Regions from separate parts of the Mus musculus genome. Here region 2 is linked to region 1. A link is a loop called in an ENCODE intact Hi-C map of the cell type or tissue named here. Cell type or tissue: heart. All regions are shown on one strand.

Region 1 (5,000 bases):
ACCTGCATTGGACTTTGGGTCTCTTCCATCAGAGTCCCACAGGCTTAACTATGAACCTGGAAATGTCAGCCTCCCCTCCCCACCCCACCCCCAGTTCTGCTTGGAAAACCTTGTTCAGAAACACCCATAGCTTGATTCCCCCAGGTTTGCTCCCACTCCCAAAGTCAATTTATCCTTCTGGAACTCTTGATTCCAATCTAGGACTGGGTCACTTTAACAAACACCCAATGTTACTCCTAAAAACAGTGAGAGAGAGAGATTCACTGTCAGGCAGGGTTCTCTCTCTTACTCCCGTAGGCTCACAGGAAAGCCCAGAACACTTGAAGTCATGACTCCAGTACACAAACCCACAATGAGTGTCGGGTGGGTCTTTTCTTTCTTCTGGGACCAATGAAAAAGAATCTTGCATCATCTTACTCATTTATTTAGCAATCTGATTTCCTGGTGCTTCCCAGGCCCCAAATGTTCTTGGAAAAGCATCCTAACTGAACTGTATGATAACGGAGAAAACTATTTTTTGTCAAAAATGGTTCTATACACACCTAACAGGGTGTGGTAGTGCACACCTTTAGTCTCAGCTCTCAGAGGGCAAAAGCAGGCAGTATCTCTGAGTTTCAGGTCAACCAGGGAATAAACCATGTCTCAAAAAGTTTTTTGGTTTTTGGTTTGGTTTTGGTTGTTTGTTTGTTTGTTTGTTTGTTTTCTTCTTAGACAGGGTTTCTCTGTATAGCCCTGGCTGTCCTGGAACTCACTTTGTAGACCAGGCTGGCCTTGAGCTCAGAAATCCGCCTGCCTCTGCCTCCCAAGTGCTGGGATTAAAGGCGTGCACCACCACGCCCGCTTTGGGGTTTAGTTTGTTAGCCTATCCGAGCCACAATAAAATCCACAGATACACATGCACACATATATCCTGATTCATTGTGAAAAATATTTCAAAACAAAACAAACAAAACAAAAGAAGCCCTCTTCGTCCGTTATAAATAACAAGATCTGCCTTCAGCAAACTCCCATAGCCAGAGCCTAGAACTTCAAGAAAGAACAGAACTTGCTGCACCAATTAGTGCTAGGCCGTAGTATGAACAAAGCACCGCAAATAAACTCCACAGGCCTTTAGACAGAAGGTTGTGTTTGTAATTAACTCCAACGCACTCTCATTACCCCCTCCCCAGAGCTCCACCCAGCCCAGCGCCCTGCAGGGCTCCCGTTCCCAGTCTGGTTTCCATTCGAGCCCCGCCCCCTTCCCCTTGCCTCTCTGGGACTGTGAATCAATCCCATCCCGGGCAGGAAACGGGACCCGGGGCAGCCCCCTCCGCTGTGGCGGAACAAAGGAGCGGAGCGCAGCTGCACTCGCAGGGCGATCCATCGGGTCCGGTCGCCCCTCCGGGTGCGCCGCGGCCGGGGCACACCGCACCTGAACCCCACTCCCCAGGACGCCCCATTGTTCCACCTCCGCCTCCACCTCCGCTTCTCCTTCCCACAGGAAGCCATAAGCTTGTCCTTCCATAGAACCTGGGGCCGGGAAACTCCAGTGGGCCAGAGGGATGGAGGGGGATGCGAGTGGGCCCGCGGGAAGCAGGGTTCCCCAGTGCCCGTAGGTAGGAAGCCAATAACACAAAGTGAGAGAACAACTTAGTTTGTAAGCCCCTTCCCTCTCCTGCCGCCCCCGAAGCCACACGGGGCCGCGATCACCCTCGACGACCTCGAGCGCGCGTGGGTTCACGGTGGAGTGCCTCCGCGCCCCACAGGAGCGCCCCGGGAGCTGATGACCCGGGATTGCAGGCTGCGGCTGAGCCTGGGGCCGCGCGCACAAAGGCACGGGCGGGAAGGGAGCCGGCACGGGGGAGTGCAGCGTACCTCGCCCGGCAACCGCTCGGCCACTCCGTCTCCGCGTGCTGCTCGCTGGCCGCCGCCTGGGGAACGCGGGTCAGATCCGATGCGGGGCTTGTGCCACAGTTGCTGCCGGGGATCCCGCGCCGCTCAGCCGACCGTGCGTTCAGTGCACCCACACCGCGTCCGCCGGCTGGGCTCCGAGTGCGCTGGCTAGAGGCGCGGCGGCGGCGCGGCCACTCCCCTCTCCCGGCGGGGGCGGCGACCTCACCGCCCGGACGCGCCCCTCGCTCCCTGGCCGCGGTTCACCCAGGCGCGCAGGCCGCACAGCGCCCCCCGGTGAGCACCCGGCGGGCGGGGACACCCAGGAAAGCGCACTGGCCCTTCACCTTGGCCACTGCATGATCCGCGAACTGCAGACCAGAGATGCAGAGCCGAACAGCTGCAAGAGCCTGGGCGCGAACCTCAGCAGAGAGAATATTCTTCTCCACATTGCCTACCCTCCTAGGTCCAAGTTTGGGTGCCCAAAAATATCACAAAATGACAATTTAATGGAAGAGAAAATGGCCTGCCATGTGAGGCTTTTATTGTCTCTGTCACTGACATACATATTGAATATACCATTAGGTACTGAGCAATGACTGGCAATCACTTGGCCATGGTAGAGGGTCTGAAGACTCAGGACTCCCAGCTTCTCACTCCAGGTGTCTTCACCACGCTGGGATTCGGGACAAGCCACATGACCCTGGGTCTGGCTTGTTCCTGGAAGAGGTAAGGGTGTTCATCAAACTTACTCATGGGGTGAGGTGAGGATTACATGGCTGGGGTGTTAAAAGCGCGGCAGACACAGTAATTATTACTCATGAATCTGACGACTTTATCCTATAATGAAATAAATTGCCATAAATGGGGCCAGGTTTAAGTGCACTGACCTATATCTGGATACTGTCACTGAAAGGAGGCGAACCAAAGATTTCCAACCTTATATAGTCACTCTGTCCCTCCAGCACAGGCCCCAGGACTTCTCAGAGGCTACCAAGACCCTCCTCTACAAACTGACCTGCTGGGAATTCTAGCATCATTGACGGAACCAGCATCAGTTAGGTCTTCAGTCGGCATGGTAATGGTTTAAGCTAACATATTTTGAGTAGTGGATACAATTTTATTTAATCTTCACAAAAACCTGTGAGGTAAGTTACTTTTCAATTTTTGTTTTTGAGGCCAGGACAAACAAAGTCTGAGAGCTTTTTTTTCTTCCTTCCAGCTTATATACAACTATGGAGAACCTCCACAAATTCTTTGGTACACCTCTCATTGAGGAGTGCCATTTGATTGCCCTCCTCTTGAATACAGGCTGGACTGAATTCTAACAAATGGGATACAGTTGGTGGTATGACCAACCCAGCTCTCTCTCTCTCTCTCTCTCTCTCTCTCTCTCTCTCTCTCTTTCTCTCTCTCTCTCTCTCTCTCTCTCTCACTGTGAGGGAGCACACAGAAGCCAGGTATAGCCATATATTCCAGACTAAGAGTGCCCGCATCTGCTCACTGTCCCAGCCATGTGGCTGTGTGAGCCTTAAAGTTGACTTAGTCACAGTCACCTTATACTACATGAAGTAAGACCTAGAGTGAAACCCCAGCTAACTCAAGTCAGTCTCCAGAAACATGAAGTGAAGGAGGGTTTGTCATTGGTGACTTGGCCTAGTGGTAGCATAAATGATTGCCTCCACCACAGCTGACCAAACAAGCTACCCTAGACCTTGATAACTTAGTACAGTAAAGACACCGCTCTCAGCTTCCAGAGAAACAAAATATAGACCTACTACATGGCAACATGTTTTAATATGTGCCAGATCTTTGGTTCCATCTGCTTATAGCAACTGGGCAGCAACAGGACCTCTGAACCCTCCTGGCCAATCTATCTTCTTCAAAATACAATGACAGGTTCATAAACTATAAGTCAGTGGCTTGCAGAGTAGGGACAGGAAACTTTTGAGTCAGGAGTCTGTGTATCATAGACTGGCTTCAAACTTACTGTAGCCTATGATGATTGAACACATCTCCTTTGCCTGTGCTCACCTCGAGTGCTTAGGACTGCATGCAGACCCCCTGTTCCATGCAGTGCTGAAAATAAGTCCAGGCCTTTACATGTGCTCAGCAGGCACTCTACCAACTCAGGTGAATTCCCAGACTAAAAACTTTTGATTGCCAGATTTCGGTGAAGAGTTAAGGCAATGCTCAGTGCTCTATTTGGAGCAATAAGAGGAAGTCTTAAGGATGCCTGCCCTAAGGAGAGATGGGAACCTAGCTAGGCTAGAATACTTCTGATCTCTTGTAGCAGGGAAAACTGAAGCTTACTTCCTGCTTTTATGTAGTTCTTTAAAAAAAAAGTACTAGGAACTGTTGGCTTCATCTAATAAAGACTGAGAAAATTAACCAAGAAACTACTAGAAAACCTTGCAAAGATCAGCCCCAGAGCATGTCACAATTATTTTTAAAAACACTATTAGCCTAGTTTTCATAAACCCCAAGCTTTCTGAAGACAGACTATAACATAAGGGTTTGAAATCACTTTACCTTCCTGATTGTACTTCTTAAAAGCCAATCAATCAAGAGATTTTAAGAAAAGATTAAAGCTGTCCTAACAGTTGTCAAAAGTTGATAAATCCACCAACTACAAAGTCTTCCCCCCCCCCAAACTTTCTCTTTGGTCTTTTTGGAGGAAATAGAATGTATAAAGAAAGACTATTGGTAAGAGTTCAAGGTGGAAAACATAAATTAGCAAGTCCCAGGAGTAAAGGCATCTAGGGCCTGAGCTTCACCCAACAGACCAGAGCGCAGGCTCCCACAACAGTGGAGAATTGCCAAGCTGTGTCAAGCAGAGAATGAAAGTGTTCATGCCTGTAGGATTTCTTCTCTTTAAAAACATTTTTAGGAGCCAGGGAGATGGTTCAGTGGGTAAAGCACTCTGGCAGGTCTGCTAACCTAAGCTCAACTCTTGGAACCTAACTAAACTGAAGGAGAGACAGGACCCCAGAAAGTTGTCTCCAAACTCCCCAAGTGACCCCTGGAACTCCAGTGCCTCCCCCAACAATAACAGTAATGAATAAGTAAAGTTTTTTTTTTAATAGCATAAAATGTTTTTCAAGGAGTTCGAAAGAAAAGTGACAGAACCG
Region 2 (5,000 bases), 140 kb before region 1:
CTTGATGAGGGAGTGGCCGGCCTTCCACATGGCTTGAGACAGGTCCCGGTACAGAAGGTCATTGTTCTTGTCAACAAATCCTTCCACCTGGTAGAGCACCTGTGAGTGATAGTGACCGCACATGGGACTCACTGCTGGCTCAAGGCACAGGACAGTGTCAAACAATGACAACACCCAGACTCCAACATCAGAAACCCCGGTACACTTGTCACACACTGATACTAAGTTTGCTTCCAGCTTTGAGTTCCATCTCTTGAAGATGCAAAAGGAATAAAAATAAGGTCTAAAATGTCCTTCAGCATTTGTAAGAATAAACTCCAAAAATGCTAACATAACACTTTTTAAAATGTTAGATGGTTTTTGGTATGGGTATATGTCTGAAAATTTTTTTTTTTTTTTGGCTCACATGCCAGTCTAGTCTGCTTCAAAGTAGAAAGGGTTCGAAAACAGATAACATGGGCATTTTCAGACATCCTAAGCAACAGAGAAACAGAGCAGGAATATAGCTTTTAATACTATGGGCCAATGAAGCAAAGCAAAAGGTGTCCTGAAATCAAAGGCAATCCAAGATTATCTCATTTTCAATAAATGCATAACTAAGGAATTCTCCTGTGAAGCTTCCATTCATATTTATAAAGGTAGCATTACTCCAATCAATAATCCTTTCAAAGAAAAATTAGCCTACTATTCAAACTGTTTTATTGAGATCAACTTCCTCAAATACAGAGGAAAAGAATTTTTAACTAGGTATTTCCCCCAGTTTCTCTCAAAATTTCAACTGAAGAATTCTTGATTTTTGCTAAATGTTTTGTGCTTTTAAAACCTTACAGTAGGCCTTTCGTCTGGCACAATTTACCAACCCTTTATCTGTATTATTTGATAGAACAGCTTAAGAGCTAAAAATAATAAAATGACATAAAGACACTTTGTAGTGTTCATTAAGACCGCTGGTTTGTTTTCCATCTTCTTGTGTTAACAAGACGTAGCTCACCGTGGTCCAGGCTCAATTGCCAGTGAGCACTGGCTGCTCTCACTAGTCTCCTACAGAAGCTGTGCTCAGCACACCCTCTCCCAGGAGGCACAGGAGCCCTGGGGACAACATCGTGGGGTACCTTGCCAGCATAATGCTGGATTCTGAAGCAGCTGTGGGGCAGGGTTGTGTCGTTGAGAAAGCGGGAACACTTGCTCATCCTGCTCTCAAAGTGCTGGTGGGTGGCACAGACTTGGTTCAGCTTTTCCAGGAAGGTCTCATCTGTAACAGTGCCGGGTCTCAGGCACTCTTCATCCAGCATGGCCAAGATTCCATTTGTGTTCTGGGAGGAAAGAAATAAAGGTGTTTCTCTGCTTCCTTCTTTGCTATGCTGCTCTAATAATTAGTCCTAGTCATAACATCAAACACAACTGACGTAATTACATGTAAGATTCTGTTCAGCTGTAACAGAAAACAGAATCACAAAGGCCCCAGAAGGCAGCTCCTTTCCAGAGTGACCCAGATGTGTTGGGGTTGGAGTATCTGCCCTTTGTGTCTCCGTCCCCAACAGATAGGACCCAGAGTCACCTCACCCTCAGTACAAAGGAAGTTCACACAGTCAGAAAAGTGTGCGTGGCCTCAAATCCAAAACCCAATCGGAGTCAGAAGCCAACATGGTAGAATGGTGTCTACGTCAAGCTACTAATTCTGGCTCCATCTCTTGTCTTCTATTTGCTTCACGGCTTAGGAAATACATTGGTCTCATGGTTCACAGATTCAGAGTAAAGCTGGGTTTCTGGGGGACGGGAGTAGTCTTGTGTTTTAGGATGTTGTTCTCACGATCGTGCAATCAAGTGCGGTTCAAAACCATTTTAGAATAAAACTCTTGTTCAACAGAAAATATCTAACTGAGTATTAAATATGAGTGAAACTTTACTTGTGTGCTCAGACTCTGTGATCATATTTATTTCAAGAAAGGCCAGCCCTAGACTGAACCAGAAATCAGGAATCTTCTACTTTGCTAACAAAGGCAGTGCTCTTCCTGTGACTGTCCCCAAGGCCCCTAAGTTGCAATTCCAGAAACAATCCAAGCCACTGACCCTTAACCCCTCCCACTTCCAGCAAGGCAAAGGCCCTGCCCTCAGGAGGCTATGATCTCCTCTGACCAGCATTTACTCATTCCACACAAAACCCAAGGGAAGAGCAGGCTCTCAAGTATGTTCACTACATCCCCAGAATAGACATTGTTGTTCACTGGTGCTGGAAGGAAGCACTTCCTTTGAGCTCTGGGTTCTTCCATGAACACAAGTTTCTTCAATCATTGGTACAAGGGATTTTCTGTGAGGTAAGTGGGTACATTTACGTGCACTGCATTTCTCTCCTTTAAGAGAAACAATCAAGCGCCTGCTGTTTGTGAGAGAAACGTCTCATCAGGAAAGGAAAACCTCCACAGCAGAGTCCTCAGGTAACAACATTTGCTTGGGAAAAAAAAAAAAAAAAAACTTCAGGAAATGTATGATTTCTGGATTTGAGGCAAGAGCTCGGAATTCTTTATGTAGATTGACAACATTCCCCTCCTAATGCTGGCCAAAGTTTCCAAAACAAAGTTTATTTTCTATCAGTAAGGAGTGATGATTTGGATTATTTACTGCTTTCCATGCTCAACTAAGTCAAAGTTCATGTTTTTGAGAGTATCTTGCATATTGATGGGAAAACACTGGCCAATCATGTAATTTCCACAAGAGCTGATCTGAGCACAGCAAGTTTGTTCAACACTCAGGAGCAAGAGAGTATTCTGGAAACACAGCACACATCTCCTGGCAGGAGAAATAAGCATGCTCACTGTTTGAAAAGACTACATTAAGGTCAGAAGTACAAGCAACCAACCCTACGGCGAGCAAAGGGGTTTCCTGTTTCCACATAAATGTGGCTTCCGACAGGTAACTCACTACAAGAAACTATACCATGGCCCCAAACCAAAAACTTACAATCAAACAGCTTCCTAAAAATTGCCCAGTAATTTTCCCCATTTTTATACTTTTCAAACTCATACACACTCTGAAAAATTCCAGGTTCTTGGCCACATGCACAGCATCCTCTCATACACATTCTCTGAATTAAATCAAGGCCAGAAATGACCTGCTAATCTAGCTCAGGTTTGTCCCTCTTCCCTCTTTCTACCTTAAACTCAATGGTACAGTAGCACTGGACTATAGGCATGAAATGGGCACATTGATATGTTAAACCTCTAAGTGTCTGCTCTGGTCAGCACACACAGTACACAAACGCTGGTGGCCAAGAGGTCCTAAAAGGGCTGTGACAGGGTAACAATATCAGGGCGTCCTGGCTAAGTACCATAATAAAAGCTGTCCATGCCTTCACTCAGAGTGGAGAATGAGTACATAAGATGACCATAAAGTCTTCAAACAGAGTAGTTCCCATCACACAGAGACAAGTGTAAAATAGGGATGCTTAGTGTAAAAAGGCAGTGAGATCATTTGTACAAGGTTAATTATACTACTAAAAATCCCTTTAATACCGAAGTACTCACATTTTCTATTAGGTCACAAATGATAGCATTGTTGAAGTAGTCAATGTGAGTCCATTCTATGTCCTAAAAACAAAACCGAACAAAATCAAATCCATAGAGCAATGCTGCAGTGCCACCTGAAAACGAACTGCGCCCTGCACCCCCACCATTTCACTCTCAATCCGAAGCTCTCTCTTTACAGAACCAGAGCTGTCAACATCATCTTCCAGTTCCGAAAGCTTCCTCAACACAGCAGCCCACCACTGACATGAACCGACTGAAGCAATTGCCCTTGACCTGCCCCAAGGCTGCTTCCCATTCCACTCTCCCATCTGTCACTGTTTCCCATGCACTTCATGGGCTCTAAGCCAAATATTTACTCAACAGGCCCTTGGGTCAATATTGCTCTGTATATACTTATGATGTTTATAAGGAAATAAGGCAGAACTTGATCCCAGCAACTAAGGTCTAGAGTTTTTGTCATCACGAGGCAAAAGTAATTTTAGAATTAATACTAAGTTCTAACTCAGTTAACTATTTCATGTGTAAAAACAGCCCAATGTGGGGAGACAGTGTGTACCTCCACAGAGCACACCATGGGAAACCTACCCACAGAGCGTCTAACACTAACCAGTGAGGTGGACTGCCTTCCTTCTCTGTCTGCCTAACCTCCATCTCTAGGCACAGACACTAGTTTTCTTAGGAGAAGAAATGTAATTCATATAATAAGTGAGGAATCTGCTTATATTCTCTCAGAAGTATTTCAAGTTAGCCATATGTTAACTCCTGGCAGTGTCTGTAAGATGAGAAGACAGGAAGAGAATGGTTCTTGATTTTTAGGGTATTTATATTACCAGAAAGTTGCCAGAAAAGCACACAACTTTTCTGAAGTAAAATGGCCATTCTAAAACAAACAAAAAGAAATGTTAACAGTTGGTTTAATGGGTTGTTTTACTAAGCCACTGGGGGGCTAGCAATTATCTTAGAAAAATACACACCGTAGTGCATGCATGCCTGTAACAATGGCCCTCAAAGAGTAAGGCAGATGGATCCTGTATTTGGAATATCTTCGGCTACATAGTGAGATTCCTGTCTAAAAACAAGTATCTGAGCATTCACATGTATTAACGTGCACTTCTATCTATCTATCTATCTATCTATCTATCTATCTATCTATCTATCTATCTATCTATCTACCTACCTACCTACCTACCTACCTACCTACCTACCTACCTACCTAACGTGAAACGTGAACTTAAATTTCAAATCCAAAATTATTTTCTCATACTTATGATGAAGTAACCTTTAATTATCTGTCTGTCTATCTAACTATTCATCTTAGGCTGAGACAGGATTATCTTGAGTTTCAAGTTCATTTGGGATACACTGCTAATTTTGTCTTTAAAATGGAATCTAGTGGACTGTTAAGATGGCTCAGGCTGAAATCAATCCCTGGAACCCACACTGTAGAAACAGCTGACTCTCACAAGTTATCCTCTG

Evidence for each region. A loop is a pair of places that touch in the nucleus more often than their neighbours do. Peaks named below come from ENCODE experiments on the same cell type or tissue, not always from the same donor. Only the 100,000 strongest peaks of a DNase experiment are listed, where the experiment ranks them.
Region 2: it touches region 1 in a loop (4-fold over the local background); 7 of 42 quality-filtered maps call a loop at or near these places.

The regions. Positions count from the first base shown.
Region 1 is chr1:51,913,907-51,918,906 of GRCm38, forward strand. Myo1b (myosin IB) reads right to left here and starts at 2,072. Exons shown (of 31, transcript NM_001161817.2): 1 at 1,855-2,072. Gm33795 (a long non-coding RNA gene) reads left to right here and starts at 2,256. Exons shown (of 3, transcript XR_001778914.2): 1 at 2,256-2,598; 2 at 2,835-3,017; 3 at 3,092-5,000. In heart, a CTCF peak has its summit at 2,190 (motif pointing left); DNase peaks (open chromatin) are centred at 1,245 and 2,045; H3K4me3 peaks cover 2,506 bases; H3K27ac peaks cover 1,789 bases.
Region 2 is chr1:51,778,449-51,783,448 of GRCm38, forward strand. It overlaps Myo1b (myosin IB), which reads right to left. Exons shown (of 31, transcript NM_001161817.2): 15 at 3,522-3,584; 16 at 1,113-1,313; 17 at 1-99. Among named protein-coding and RNA genes, the nearest start is that of Myo1b, 140 kb to the right of the region's middle. In heart, no CTCF peak of the experiment used is centred here; a DNase peak (open chromatin) is centred at 2,143.